Linked DNA regions of Homo sapiens: region 2 is linked to region 1. Evidence: chromatin contacts called from ENCODE Hi-C or POLR2A ChIA-PET data. All regions are on one chromosome and are shown on one strand. The core of a region is the stretch at or near the end of the contact, and the rest is flanking DNA. Distances in the headings are between cores, read along the strand shown. Region 1 has its middle 23 kb from the start of MIR422A. Region 2 overlaps HERC1 (HECT and RLD domain containing E3 ubiquitin protein ligase family member 1).

Region 1 (6,737 bases), core at 3,145-5,644:
ATCTGACTGTCCGGGGGCCTGTGTGTGCATGTGTGTGTTGGGTGTCTGTGCATGTCCGCGTGTCTGCGTTTGGGGTACGTTTGGGTATCAGTGTGTGCACATCTGTCTCTGTAGTGGATGTGTCTGTGTGTGTGTGTGTGCATCTGAGTGTGTGTCTGGGTGAATGTGTGTTGTCCAAAAGGACTCATGGAGAAAGCGCCTCCTGGGCCCAGGCTTTGCAGAATCTATTCTGCTGTCAGACCTCTGAGGCAGGTCAGAGTGACATTCTGGGCGATGTGGTTGAGGACAGCCGCATCTGCTGAGTCATAAGGATGTGGGCCCTGTGTGTTCACAGTTGGACATATCGCCTTTCACACCCACGGAGGGGAAATTTCAGCCAGGCTGGCTGACCCTGCATTCTTTCAGAAGGTCATGACCTCAAGTAGCCCAGGGAAGGAGAGGAAACAGGAATGCTCGTAAGACCTAGAGGTTGGCAGAAGGTGAACTGAGACCCAGGTGTTCCCCAGCTGGGTCCGCTGGGTCGTGGCTTTCTCAGGCCTTTCCAATAACTAAGCTGAGGGCTTTGGAACTGATGGGACACTTCCTGGTGGGGGAGGAAGCCCGGGCAGATTTTCTTAAATGATACAAACTGCCAAGCTCACCAAACTTTCACAATCGATGCTGACCCTGGAAAGCCCCACAAAGCCATAAGAGTCTAGACTCTGGAAAATCCTTCTCCTTCCTCTCCAAATCAACCAATCAGCAAATAAACACCACTACACATAGTATGCTTAGCTGCCATGCAATCAAGCGAGGCTTTCACGCTTATCGGATTTAAACAGTAACGTTTCCCCAGGGATGGCAGGGGCAGAAAGCCTCAGTCCCAGGCTTCTTGGTTGGAATGGGTTTCACAGGTTCTTTCCTAATATCAGATGGGGAGGGGTGAGGAGGGCATTTGCCCGCTGGAGCACACCTGGGAGAGCACCACTTGTGAGGGAAGGGTTCCAGCAGGACATCGATGGGAAACGCACATCAGGAAATGAACATCTGAGCATTTACATGCACCCAGCATGGGGAAGGCACTGGAGAATATTCTGCAGGAGGATATTCCTGTTCCTAAGGAGCCCGAGCTGGGAGCGCACCTGTGGATATTCAGCTTGCCCATAGATGAGCTGCTTCCCCTGGCCACGTGAGATATGGATGAGGTAAGGAAAGGCGATGTGAGTACATCGAGGTGGGGTTGGTCCTTCGGGGGAGGCGGTGATCAGAGGAAGGCAGGGAGGCTGGCCTGGAGCAGGAGGGTGTCACCACTGGTCACTCCTTGTATTCAGACAGTGAAGGCCACTGACAAAATGTCACACTTGCTGTGACCACTGGTCTCCAGTAAGGTCCAGCCAGCCTGTGGGGCCTTGTGGGTCTGGCATGCTGGGCAGCGGGTTTGATGGGGGGGTGTCAGGTTCTCCTGGGGAGAGAGGGCCCCAGGAGGGACATTGAGGTAGTCAGTACTTGGTCTAAGCAGGGGTTTCAGAGACTTTGTAGATGCTCGTCCAACACCACTGAAGATGCCCAGGGGCGACAGGGAGCTCAGGATCTCTTGGCAGGACCCTTAAGGGCTGGTGTCAAACTGTTCAGGTTGTTACAAGTTCTTTCTCAGGTTAAGCTCAAGTTTGCCTCCCCGCAGATCCATCCATTGTCCTGGTTCTGTCTTCTGGGGTCATATCTATTTAGCAAATATAGAGACAAAGATGGGAAAAGATAGTTCATGTCCTCAAGGAATCCACAGTGCAGTGACAAGGATGAAATAGGCGCTAAGCTGGGAGCTGAGGAAGGAGTCCTGTGTTCCGAGGGATGGGGGCCCAGGCAGGCCTCCAGAGGAAGTAGCCTTTGAGTGCGCTTCACAGATAAGAGGATTCACATGGGTGGAGGGGGCTGCAGAGTCCAGGCCAGGAACAGCTTGAGCAAAGACACAGAGGTAGGAGAGAGCAAGGTATCCCCTGGGGACGCGGGGCACCCTGTTGGGGTGGGGCCTGCTGCGGTGGGGAAGGGGGCTAGATAAAGAGGGGCTTCAACCCAGGCTTAGGCCTTTATTCAGCAAGCTATGGGGAGGGTTGAGAGGTTTCGTGAGACTTTATCAGAGCTGTGGCTAAGATCAGGGGTTCTCAAAGTGTGGTCCCTGGCCAGCAGCATTAGGGTCATCTGGGAACTTAGAAATGCAAATTCTCCAGCTGCCTCCCAGACCTCCTAGATCAGAAACTCTGAGGGTACTTTAATAGGCCCTCCAGGTGATTCTGATGTGCTGCTTTAGAAAAACAACCCGAGAGCTGAGGGAGAGAGGGGAGGTGGGGGGAGCCTGGAAGAGGCCGCAGGTGCTGCTGCATCCTCAAAAAGCAATCACAGCTGGAAGATGGACCCGAGCATGGGAGGAGATATCACTAACAACGCTCCCAACTACAGTAACCAACTGTCCCAGCTTGCCTGGGACCTGAGAGGTTTCATGGGACATGGGACTTTCAGTGCTAAAACCAGGAGAGCCCAGGGCAAACTGGGATAGTCAGCTACCCTGCCCTAACACTGCCCAGGAAGACGTACTGCTCAGGTTGTTTATGAAGGGAATGGGTGAACGGTGGAGTTCCCAACAACGCTGAAGCCCATCCTCGAGGACTTTGTAGTGGCTAAAGTTGCCTGTCCCTCTTGTCACCCGTTTCTGGTGCCTGCTGTGCCTGGCAGGAGCCCTTCCCACATGCCTCTGCTGTGTCCAGGCTCTGGAGACCAGAGCAGAAAGGGAGGTGGAGCCCAGGCCAGTGACAAGAATACAAGGCTGGCTCTCCATGGCCATGTCGCTGGCCAGGCGCCTCGGTCACATGAAATACAATATGGCTGAGGCCTCTCTGACCCTGCTGATGCTGCTGGAAGCTGAAAATACCCAGGGTCCCGGCCTGGGCGCCCGGGTGGCTCCTCTGGGCCAGGAATCAGAGGAGAGGCTGTGGTGACTCAGCCAGGCTCTGGCCTCTGTGGGGTGATTTCAGGGCACTGCAGCCTCCCACCTTTCCTACAGGTGGAGGTTTTTAAAACAGGAGCCTTTTTATTTATCACCCCAGCTGCCTTCAACACATACAGGGGATGGTGGGGAGAGTGACTTCACCATGTTCACTGAGCTGTTAAACACCAGACAGCAAGCCTGCCTATGGAAGCTTGCTCAGAAAAGTGGGGCAGCTGCTTTCTGAAGACCCCAGTGAGCCCCTCCCCGTGTCTTGTTGATCCACACGCCCTATCCATGGACCAGTCACGGAGGCTGAGGGATGGATGAGGGTGATTTGTTTAGGCCTGAGACCCAAGGCCTTAGTGCCTAGGGTGGAGTTAGCTTCCCCGAAACTGGAAGGAGGAGAACTGGTCATTGCTAAGAGAAGGGGAACAGCTGCTGGGAGGTGAACCTCATGTCTCCTTCAATTCTCTTCCTCTGCTTCTGCTGTGGTGCTCTCTACTTTTTCAGAACTGCCTCGTGAGCAAACTTTCTGGGGCTCAAATGAGGCTCCCTACTCCCAACACACCTGCCCAGGAGTTGGTCCTGCTACAGCCTTCAAAACCCGCAGGCAGGAGGATTGCTTGAGCCCAGGAGTTTGAGGCTGCAGTGAGCTATGATCATGCCACTGCACTTAGCCTGGGCAGCAGAGCAAGACACCCATCTTTAAAACAACAACAATAATAATGATAACCTGTAGGCCCTGCCTCTATCAACCTCCCTTCCCTGGAAAGAAGCATCATACCTGGGCAGGGGGGTGCTGCATGGAAACCCTGGCTTTGGAGTTAGACTGGACCTCAGGGTCTGAATCCCAGTTCTGGCACCTTCTTGGCTGGGTAACTGTTAGCAACGAACTGAGCCTCAGTTCTCCCTCTTGTAAAATGGGAATGACAGTATGCTCCCGCAGGGCTTCTGTGAGGGTGAAATGGAATGAGCTGATGCATGTGAAGTTCCCGTTCCGTTGCACTCGGAATGTGGTTGCTGCTGTAATAACCATGCTTCTTATTGACAGCATACAGTACAGGGTAAAAATAGACATGTAAGTGAGGAGCCTGGAGCAAAAGAGGAAGGAAGATCCCCTATAGTGGTTCTGCCCCTGGCAACCACTCTGGCGACTGCAAAGCATGTGATCGGTAGGGCCCTTCATATGAATAAGGGGTCATGCCTCTTGCTTCTGCATGCCATGGGCTGGGTGTGTGGCTCCCACGGCCTGCATACTCTGCAACTCTGGAGTTAGTGAAGAAGCCTCACTACCCAGCCACAAGGCACATTCTACTTTCCACACATCTGACTCCTTCAACCAGAACCCCATGCCCCTACCATGACCACCACCAAGTGCAAAGCTGCTGTGCCTGAGAGCTGCAGCAGCCAGCCCTCTTCCTGCCTGTCTGTGGCTGGTGTGGTTTGCGTAGGAGAAGCAATAATCGTAGCATCCCCACTTACCATGTGCCGGGTGGCTTGCACATATTATCTTTAGTCCTGACAACACTCCTGAGCAAGAGCTCTGGTCTGTTTTACAAAGGCAGGAAACCAAGGCTCAGAGAGGTAGATGACTTTTCTAAAACTAAATGGCTAGCAAAGTAGCAGGGGACTTTGGGTTCAAATTCAGTTCTACCTGGCTCCAAAGACTGAGTGCTTTGCACCATGCAATAGGGCTCGGGAGACCTGAAGTCCAGGTCAGGGTCATCCATTAACTCACATGGGACTGAGGCAAGCACCTCCCCTTGCTGGTCCTCAGTTTCCTCACCTGTGAATCGGGTAATGCCTAAGGTTAGGACTCTGTTCTCCCAGCATCTGACTTCTTGGAGGTCCTCTGCTGACATGGGTACAAAGAGCAGAATTGTGACCCAGGTGATCTCAGTATCCCCCAGTTTCCCTTTGGGAGGCTCTCTTCTGGCCAGGCTGGTGTCTTCCCACTGCCAGGGGGTCTGGAACCTAGCAGTCACCCCTTCTAGGAGTGCTCTGCTCTGTCGTCTGAACATTCCTTTCTACAGCTTCGAACAAAAATGTTTCAATGTCTTGTCTACGTTTTTATAATGTCTCATCTCTCTTGGGTTCTGCCATCTTCCAGAAGACCTAGGAGGGAAGCAGAGATGCTAGTCTGAACTAAAGGGTGAGGGATTCATGGGCTCCTAGTTGCATTTTTATCAGGAGCTTCTAGAAATAGTGTCACAACCTGAAAGAGCAGATGGTCAATTTAGTAACTTCATCAGTGCCTCTGAGTCCCCTTAGTCCCCTGCACATTCACTGTGATTTGTGTTCTATTCGGCTCTCCCTGAGTATAATGCACTCCCCGAGGGAGGGCAGGGACTGGGCCTTGCTCCCAGGCCAAAAGACTCGATTGATTGATGGAGCACCCAGGCCTATAGCACAGGACTGGAACCCCATCTGACTCTGCTTGTGGGAACTGCAGCCACTTCCTGAACTGCCTCCCCACCTCAGCCAGGCCTGAAATGTATTCCTTGCTAGCTAAAGAAGGGGCAAGGAGGAGGGAGAGGGTTTAGAAAGACAAGAAGCATATGGATTTCTTCTTCCTCAGTCTCTCCAATGCTTGAACCCTCCCAGGCCACAGGAAGCTCCCATGAGCCCAGCTAGGCTCTTTAGGGCCAGGGAGTAAAGCTATCTAGAAGTAACAAAAGGGAAGAGAATGAGCATTAATCAAGTTCCTATTGAGCATAGGCATTATACTAGATGTGTCTACAGACTTATACTTGTCTCCATTTTGCAGATGAGAAAACAGAGGACCTGAGAAGTTATGCTGCATGAGATAACGAGGCTAGTAGTTGGTGGAGCCGGGGTTTGAACTCAGGTCCAAAGGTATGTGCTCTTGCAGGCTGCCTCTGGGTGGCTCCTTGGGACAGAGGCCCAAGGTATGTGCTCTTGCAGGCTGCCTCTGGGTGGCTCCTTGGGACAGAGGCTGTAGAACTTTAGGCCCTCTGCCTCGTTTCCCTCAGGACCGACACAGCCAGTCCTGGAGGTCGATGTTGGGTCCGCTGGGGCCAGCCCCACCCAGCCTGTGGACACAGTGCCATGTTACTCTTTGTCCTGGTCTGCATTCACTGGCCATCCACACACATTTTTCTGAGGGATGCTTGGTAACTAAGGCCACCAGGTGGCGCTGCAAGGGCTGGGACCTTGACTGCTGGATCTAAGGCTCAGTAGGTTCTTAGCGATCTTCCATGACAGGCCAGGATTCCCCTGAGAGATTCCTAGGAAACTTTTAAAAAAATATATGGGCCCAGAGTGTCTGGTTTGATATTTTGGATTGGATTCTGGGAAACTGTTATTATTTTAAAATAGTGTTAATTTTCTGCATTGGTAAAATATTCACATGGCTCAAAAAATTTAAAGTATAAAAAGGTATATAAGCCTAGGTGCCGCGGCTCATACCTGTAAACCCAGCGGTTTGGGAGGCTGAGGCAGGTAGGTCACATGAGGTCAAGAGTTCGAGACCAGCCTGGCCAACACAGTGAAACTCTGTCCTACTAAAAATGCAAAAATTAGCTAGTGTGGTGGTGCACACCTGTAGTCCCAGCTATTTGGGAGGCTGAGGCATGAGAATCGCTTGAACCCAGGAGGCCAGGAAGGGGAGGCTGCAGTGAGCTGAGATCACGCCATTGCACTGCAGCCTGGGCAACAAAGCAAAACCCTGTCTTTAAAAAAAACAAAACAAAACAAAACAAAAAATCCTTATTGTTCAAGGGTCAATTTTATATTCAACAAAAGAAGCAAAATAGAT
Region 2 (6,999 bases), core at 4,470-6,969, 180 kb after region 1:
TGCCCAGATGATGTGGGTACTGCTGGTCTGGGACCGTACGTTGAAAATAACTGATCCAATTCATTAATAACATTTGAATTGTGATTACATTAAAATTCTGTAAAGGCAGATTAGTATTTCCTAATGTAATTTTTATGAAAATATAGTATTTTAGTATATTTTAAATGTAATTTTAACTAAGTTAACTATGTTGTATATAATGTCTAAAAAATAATTTTTCCCTCTTTCAGTAAGTTTTTGGTCCAAACTTTTTGACTATTTTTATTGTTATTTTCTTTGCTCTTCTCTCCCCATGTGTTAAGACCTTGTTTTTGTGTTGCATGTTACAGAAATCTTTCAGTGTTTCCTCTCAGCCCGTGAAGTAGCTCGTAGCCGAGACCGAGATAGAATGAACAGTGGGGCAGGGTCTGGGGCTCGAGCTGATGATCCACCTCCTCAGTCTCAGCAAGAGCGAAGGGTCAGCACAGACCTTCCTGAGGGTCAGGATGTGTACACTGCTGCATGCAACTCCGTGATCCATCGGTGTGCCCTGTTAATATTAGGAGTAAGTCCTGTGATAGATGAGCTTCAGAAGCGAAGAGAAGAAGGACAGTTGCAGCAACCTTCAACAAGTGCCTCTGAAGGGGGTGGACTTATGACCAGGTGGGACTGACTAGACACTGAAAACATGACCTACTCACTTCCCTTTATTACTTTATGCACTGAAATGGTTTGTTTCCAAAGTTACAGTGTTCTGATGTTAACATAGACATGAAAGAAGAAATGCAAATTGACTAGGATGAACTTAAAGTAAAGTAAATACTGATACTGATTCAGCATGGGCTATAAATTTCTGATTAAATGAGGAGGCACAATTTTTCGTATATATAAACAACAGCAGTGAAAAAGCATGTGAAGTTACTTGCATTGCTCTGTAGTTTAGTGACATGCAAATTATTTTGAGAAGGTCTTTGTGCTCAGACAAGAGTCAGGATTTCCTGTCAACTGACATTACTCCTCCCTGTGTGTGTATATTATCTCTGTGCTCCAATTCCATTCAATTTTATGTTCACTAACAGTCCTAAATCAAAAAACTTTTTTTTTTGTACATGTGAGACAGGAGTGAAAGTCTTACTGCAGAGAGCCGGCTAGTCCACACAAGCCCAAATTATAGACTGATCAAATCGAGGAGTGAATCTGATTTGTCTCAGCCTGAATCAGATGAAGAGGGTTACGCACTGGTAGGTATACCCAGATTCAGTAAAGAAAGATTTTTGTTTTCAAGGTATATGATATGTAAGGCTTTGGTTAGAGTAAGTAATATGTTTGTTTTAGACATATAAAAATTTTTTCAAAAATAACTTTAAGAGAAATAACTATATTGCATATATGTTTACCACATATGTGTTAATGGTTTCAATCTCTTGTTCTGACTTCTTTTTAAACTCTAAATTCATATATCTGACTCTTTGATGGACATTCCACCCGAATGAGTTGGGTTACCCCAATCTTAACCTATCTACAAGTGAACTCGTCTCTCTCCAAACCTGTTTCTCTTTTATTCCCTATTTTAGTAGGTGGTACATTAACTATCCAAGCAAGAAACTTGGGATCATCCTTGACTCTTTTTTCTTATCTCCTGATCCCTTTATTCTCCACCCCTTCCCAATCCAGTTAAGTCTTAAAAATTTTACCGTTAGTGTGTCTCCAATGTCCTCTCCTCTCCCTTTCCTTCTGCCACTGCTCTGTTTTAAACTTTCTCTTTTGAGTGGACGTGTGCAGAAGCCTTCAAACTGGTTGCCTCACCTCTTGCCTTGTGCCCACCTTCCACATTTCACAAGACTAACATATCTAAAGTACAAATCTGTTTATACCTCCTCTACTCAAAATCTTTTAACAGCTCTGTTAACTATCAAAAAAGCCTCAGAACCTGGACTGCAGGCATTTAGGGTAAAGATAAATAAGATGCTAATTTATATAAAAAGGAGGTGAGGTAAAGGTATGCTACAGTGTCACTGGTAAAATATAAAGCGAAAACTATCTAGAAGATTGCTTCTACTTGAGGAACTTTGGACTTGGAGTTAATTGGTAGCTAGGTTTTCAATTTGGCTGTTCCTCTGCCTTGTGTGTGATTCTATATGTGCTATGACCTCCCTGGGCTTTAGTGTCTTACTGTGTGATACGAAGATGGTAGTGCCTGTTGTGTATATGGTGATGTGTCAGACTTGGCTTCTGGTCTCGATTCTACTGTTAAAGAGCGGTGGGATCTTGGTCATATCATGTGACAGCTCATAGAGAAATGCTAGCGTTTGAGATGGACTTATCTATAAGCTCCATGTGTAATTCTGAAATTCCTCTGTTGTATGAACTGAGAGAAGGGATAGGAAAATATTTTTGAAAAAGTATAAAGTGCTACATAAAGAATAAGTTATTGTTTTAAAAAAGCTTCCATAAAGGATTCCTCATCTAAGGAAAGTTGAACAGTGTCTTTACGTTTCATTGTATCATGACATTTTGTTTATACTTCCTCCTTTTCTCCTTCATCTGCATTAATATCTCTGTGCTTCCACTTCATACTCCCAGTCTTATAGTCTAGTGAGATTCCTGTGCTCATTTATTTCTCTGTCAGTTAATTTTTTAAATCTGATCAATCTGACTCATTATCTAGTCTCCTAACTCTGTGATAATTTCCCTTTTTTTTGAGACAGGATATTACCCTGTCACTCAGGCTGGAGTTCAGGCTGCTCAGTGCAGCCTCGAACTCCTGAGCTCAAGCAATCCTCCTGCCTCAGCCTCCCGAGTAGCTGAGATTACAGGCATGTGCCACCATTTCTGGCTAATTTTTTAAATTTTTATGTCTTGCTCTGTTGCCCAGGCTGATCTTAAACTCCTGGCCTCAAGTGATCCTCCTGCTTCAGCCTCCCAAAGTGTTGGGATTACAGGTGTGAGCCACTGCACCCAGCTCCCAACCCTGCAATAATTTTGAAACATAGATCATGTCGTTTCTCTGCTCAGAGTCCTGCAATGACTTCCCTTTTCTCAGACTAGAAGTCTAAGTCCTTACAGGGGTCTATAGGCTCTTCATGGTCTGGTCCCACTACCTCTCTGATCTCTTCTGTTACTCTCCTCAGTGATTCTCCTTCTGTCACACTGGACTCTTAGCTGTTGCGTGAATCTGCAACACAAGTTCCCTTTAGGGCCTTAACTGGCTGTTTCTTAGGACTGGAATGCTATTGCCTGCATGGCTAACTCCCTCTCTTTCTTCAAGTCTTCATTCTGATGTTACTTTTTCCATGAAGCCTGTGCTGACCACCCTATTTAAAATGTCAATTTTCCTTCTTTTCCAAATAGTCACTTCCTGTCCCCCTTGCCTTGCTTTGTTTTTTCTGGGGCACCGATCACTTACTGTATAATTTAGTTATTCATTGATCAGTTAGTCTTAGTCTACATTAGAATATAAGCTCTTTAAGGACAGGAATTTTTTGCTGTTTTATTCACTTCTGTATCCCAAGCACCTATAATAGCACGTGGTAGGTAGTCAGGAAATTATTTTTAAATTTATAAATAACTGTCTAATCTATTTTGGCAAAATTTCCACATGCATTTGGTTTTTTCCTTTCTTTAATTGAAGTGCCCTATTACCTGTTTCTGGAGTAGGTATTTTCAAACTGGTCCCCCTACTTTTTCCAGTTTTGCTCCTTAGACACTTCTTTCCAAATTAGAACTCTTGGAAACACACATAACAACAACAAAACACCTACCTGCTGATTGTGCTACTTTCCTACTCAAACATCTTGTCTTACTGCAGAGAGATGGCTAGTCCACGCAAGTCCAAATTACAGACTGATCAAATCTAGGAGTGACTGCACTGCCTACTCGGAAATCAAAGATTCTGGGAAGTGTCACCTGCCTGCTTTTGGAACCAGTATTCTTCTGCAGTGGTCTGCATTTTTGCCATAGTAGTTCATCTGCCAGACCCCAAGCATACCTCTTGAGCCTTTGCTAAAGCACTATTTGCCTTAAAAGTTCTCCTAGGCTTCCTTGCTGATATCCTGTCTTTCCCTGAAGGACTGTCTAAAATGTTACCTCTTCCAGAAAGCTTTCCCAGCTACCTTACTCTCCCAGTTGTCCCATGACAGTTTGTTAGGATGTCTGATAATTTACCGTTTGTCTTATGTTGGACTTATTTATGTATTATTAGTATGTCTTCCCAGTAAACCCACTAGAAATCTAGGATTTTTTGGTTTTTATTTTTCCTAAATGCCCCTGATATCTCCTACACAGTGCTTTACATATTGTAAATGATTAATAACTCCTTTCAACTGAAATGAAAATATAGAAAGGAGGATGGGTAAAATTAAAGTGGTGTACTTTTGGGAAATCAGCTATGAAATCTGACTCAGAATAGGGTTAAAACTCACCATGGACTTTGACCTGTACAAGACATTTAACCTTCCTGAGCTCCAGTTTCTTTATCTTTGAAGTGGAGAATAATGCCTGTTGTACTTGCCTCAACTGTGTTGTGAAGAATAAATTTGGTAATACAATTTAAAATATCTGGAAAATTATAAATGGGGACAACAGATCAATGGAGGAGGATTGAGCTTAGATTTAATTGTTAAGATTGTTAGGTTTTCTGGTTGTTCACTTAGTTTTTAGAAAATTTTTAAAAAGACTAAAAAAAAACCCATTTTTAAAAAAGATTGGGCCAGGCGCAGTGGCTCATGCCTGTAACCCCAGCACTTTGGGAGGCTGAGGTGGGAGGATTGCTTGAGCCCAGGAGTTCGAGCCAGCAGTTCAAGACCAGCCTGGGAACATGCCAAACCTTGTCTTTACAAAAAAATAAAAAATATATATATATATTAGCTGGGTGTTGTGGTGTGCACCTGTCCCAGCTACTCGGGAGGCTGAGGTGGGAGGATCACTTGAATCTGGGAGGCGGAGGTTATAGTGAGCCGAGATGGCGCCACTGCACTCCAGCCTGGGTGACAGAGCGAGACACTGTCTCAAACAAAAAACACCAGATTGACTTTTGATCATCTTTCCTTATGGAATATTACAAAGATAGTGTCAAAAGATGGAAAAGACAAGAACTAGAGAGAAAGCAGATTCCATTTCAGATGAAGGGAGACCTGGGCTAAGCCTTCAGCTTCAGAGAGCCTGGGGTGGATGAAGAGGAGCAAGCACTTGGGATGGTTTGGGTTTTCCAGCTGAAATATGTTACCCTTCTATACTATATGAGGTTATTTAAGATTACCGTTCATATCTTTGATACCTCATTTATTCTGAATTGTTCGTAAATGAAATGCTTTTTAAAATGTTAGAAGTTAACTACTTTAATGTTAAATCTTTGTTTTAACCTTCTTTCATAAAATGTATTATATGACGTGTTATCTACTGTTATTCTCTGCTTGCTAAAACAGAGAATACCAACCCTAAGTTTAACTGTTTGACAGGTGTCATTTTTACTAACATTTCTTGCTACACCCTTCTAGTCTATTCCCTAGCTCCCTCGTTTCTGGCAGGATTTGATTTAGCATATGAAAACAGATACTTTACAAAAGGATAATTTAGATGAATGAATTAGGACTGAAAAAGGCTGAGAGAGGAAAATAAAGCCCTGGGTAAGATATTCTTATCTTGGCCCATATCCTGTGGTGTTCTGCTAGAGGTTGGTCACCACACAGGAAAAGCATAATGAGTTACATAATTCACAGTGTCTAAAAGATAAAAAACAAAATTGTTCAAGAGAACCAGATTTTTCTGGTTCTGAGGCCTGAGATTGTTTTCTTCCATGAGTCCTCATGGCAAAGGTACTATGTAATGAAAATGTTTTATTGCCTGACACAGTGATGCCTTGAGGAGCTTTATGATGACTATTTGGTGTTTTATCCAGCACCAAATGGTCCAAGAATATATAATACTTATTTCTGTTGATACATAGGTAGGTGAGTATAAGAAAATGTGTGTTTATCTGCACCAGGGGTACATGTATCTATATATATGACCAGGTAAAGATTTTATATAACATTTTCCAAATGAATCTGTTTTGTCACTTCTTCTTTTTTTTTTTTTTTTTTTTTTTTTGAGAGGGAGTCTTGCTCTGTCATCCGGGCTGGAGTGCAGTGGCACAATCTCAGCTCACTGCAACCTCCGCCTCCTGGGTTCAAGTGATTCTCCTGCCTTAGCCTCCCAAGTAGCTGGGATTACAGGCGTGTGCTACCACACCCAGCTAACTTTTGTATTTTTAGTGGAGATGGGGTTTCACCTTGTTGGCCCGGCTGGTCTCGAACTCCTGGCCTCAAGCGATCCACCTGCCTCGGCTTTCCAAAGTGCTGGGATTACAGGTGTGAGCCACCACTCCCGGCCTTGTTTTGTCACTTCCGGGCCTTCTTTGACACAAGCTTTTTGGATTGTATGATAGAGTACAATTGAAATTGCTGATACCATAATGTCAAGTCTATGCACAAGCTTAAGTCATATATGATTTGTTTATGGTTGCCTGTACATATAGGCCAAGTAGGCAGTTGTCTACATCCCCCCACCAGATACACAGGTAACACACAGAAATATACTTCCATTCTTCTTGTAAGCCTTCACTGCTTTATTAAACTGTCTGTAGTTCACCAGTTTTGAGATTTGTCTATTGTAATAGGTTTTTTAAAAAGACATTTAAAAATCTTTTCAAATACTACCAGAAGGTTTAGGACTGTTATTTTTCTGTTAGTACGGAGACTATCAGATTTTCTTCTTCTAAACACCTAGCGAAGGCTAGTGGAAGTTTTGAAAAGAAAGTGAAGCTAGAGGAAGGAGTAGTAATTTTGGAAAATAAGGCACTACTTCAAGGCTTTAGGCATCCGGAAGGTGCTAATAAGATCATACTGTGTCTGGAAGATAAAAGACAAAGATTCCAATGGAAAAAGGTAACAAAAACTACTGCTACTCTGCAATGTTAATTAATGTGAGTTTTTTAGTTAGTGTTTCAGAGTTATATGTGCTTGAGCCTCCTTATAGCTATGT

What was found. Hi-C counts contacts between places; a loop is a spot of excess contacts on that map. ChIA-PET counts read pairs that join two places held with the same protein, here RNA polymerase II (POLR2A). Pooled maps may share reads with other maps.
Region 2: a pooled map shows a loop between it and region 1 (3-fold over the local background). The contact joins two enhancer-like sites. A Hi-C loop is called at or near these places in 1 of 37 single-sample maps with no recorded cell type and 4 of 50 pooled maps. POLR2A ChIA-PET finds 5 or more read pairs at or near these places in 2 of 52 experiments (activated CD4-positive, alpha-beta T cell and activated CD8-positive, alpha-beta memory T cell).

What each region holds. Positions count from the first base shown.
Region 1 is chr15:63,890,553-63,897,289 of GRCh38, reverse strand. No RefSeq gene overlaps it. Among named protein-coding and RNA genes, the nearest start is that of MIR422A, 23 kb to the right of the region's middle. RefSeq lists enhancers at 182-231, 432-481, 2,833-3,334, 4,110-4,339, 5,909-5,998 and a silencer at 4,266-4,560. Within about 2 kb of position 4,394, at least 8 of the 41 ENCODE cell types and tissues checked have a DNase peak (open chromatin) inside an H3K27ac peak, as active enhancers do.
Region 2 is chr15:63,706,996-63,713,994 of GRCh38, reverse strand. It overlaps HERC1 (HECT and RLD domain containing E3 ubiquitin protein ligase family member 1), which reads left to right. Exons shown (of 78, transcript NM_003922.4): 23 at 330-642; 24 at 1,100-1,220. Among named protein-coding and RNA genes, the nearest start is that of USP3-AS1, 110 kb to the right of the region's middle. Within about 2 kb of position 5,719, at least 3 of the 41 ENCODE cell types and tissues checked have a DNase peak (open chromatin) inside an H3K27ac peak, as active enhancers do.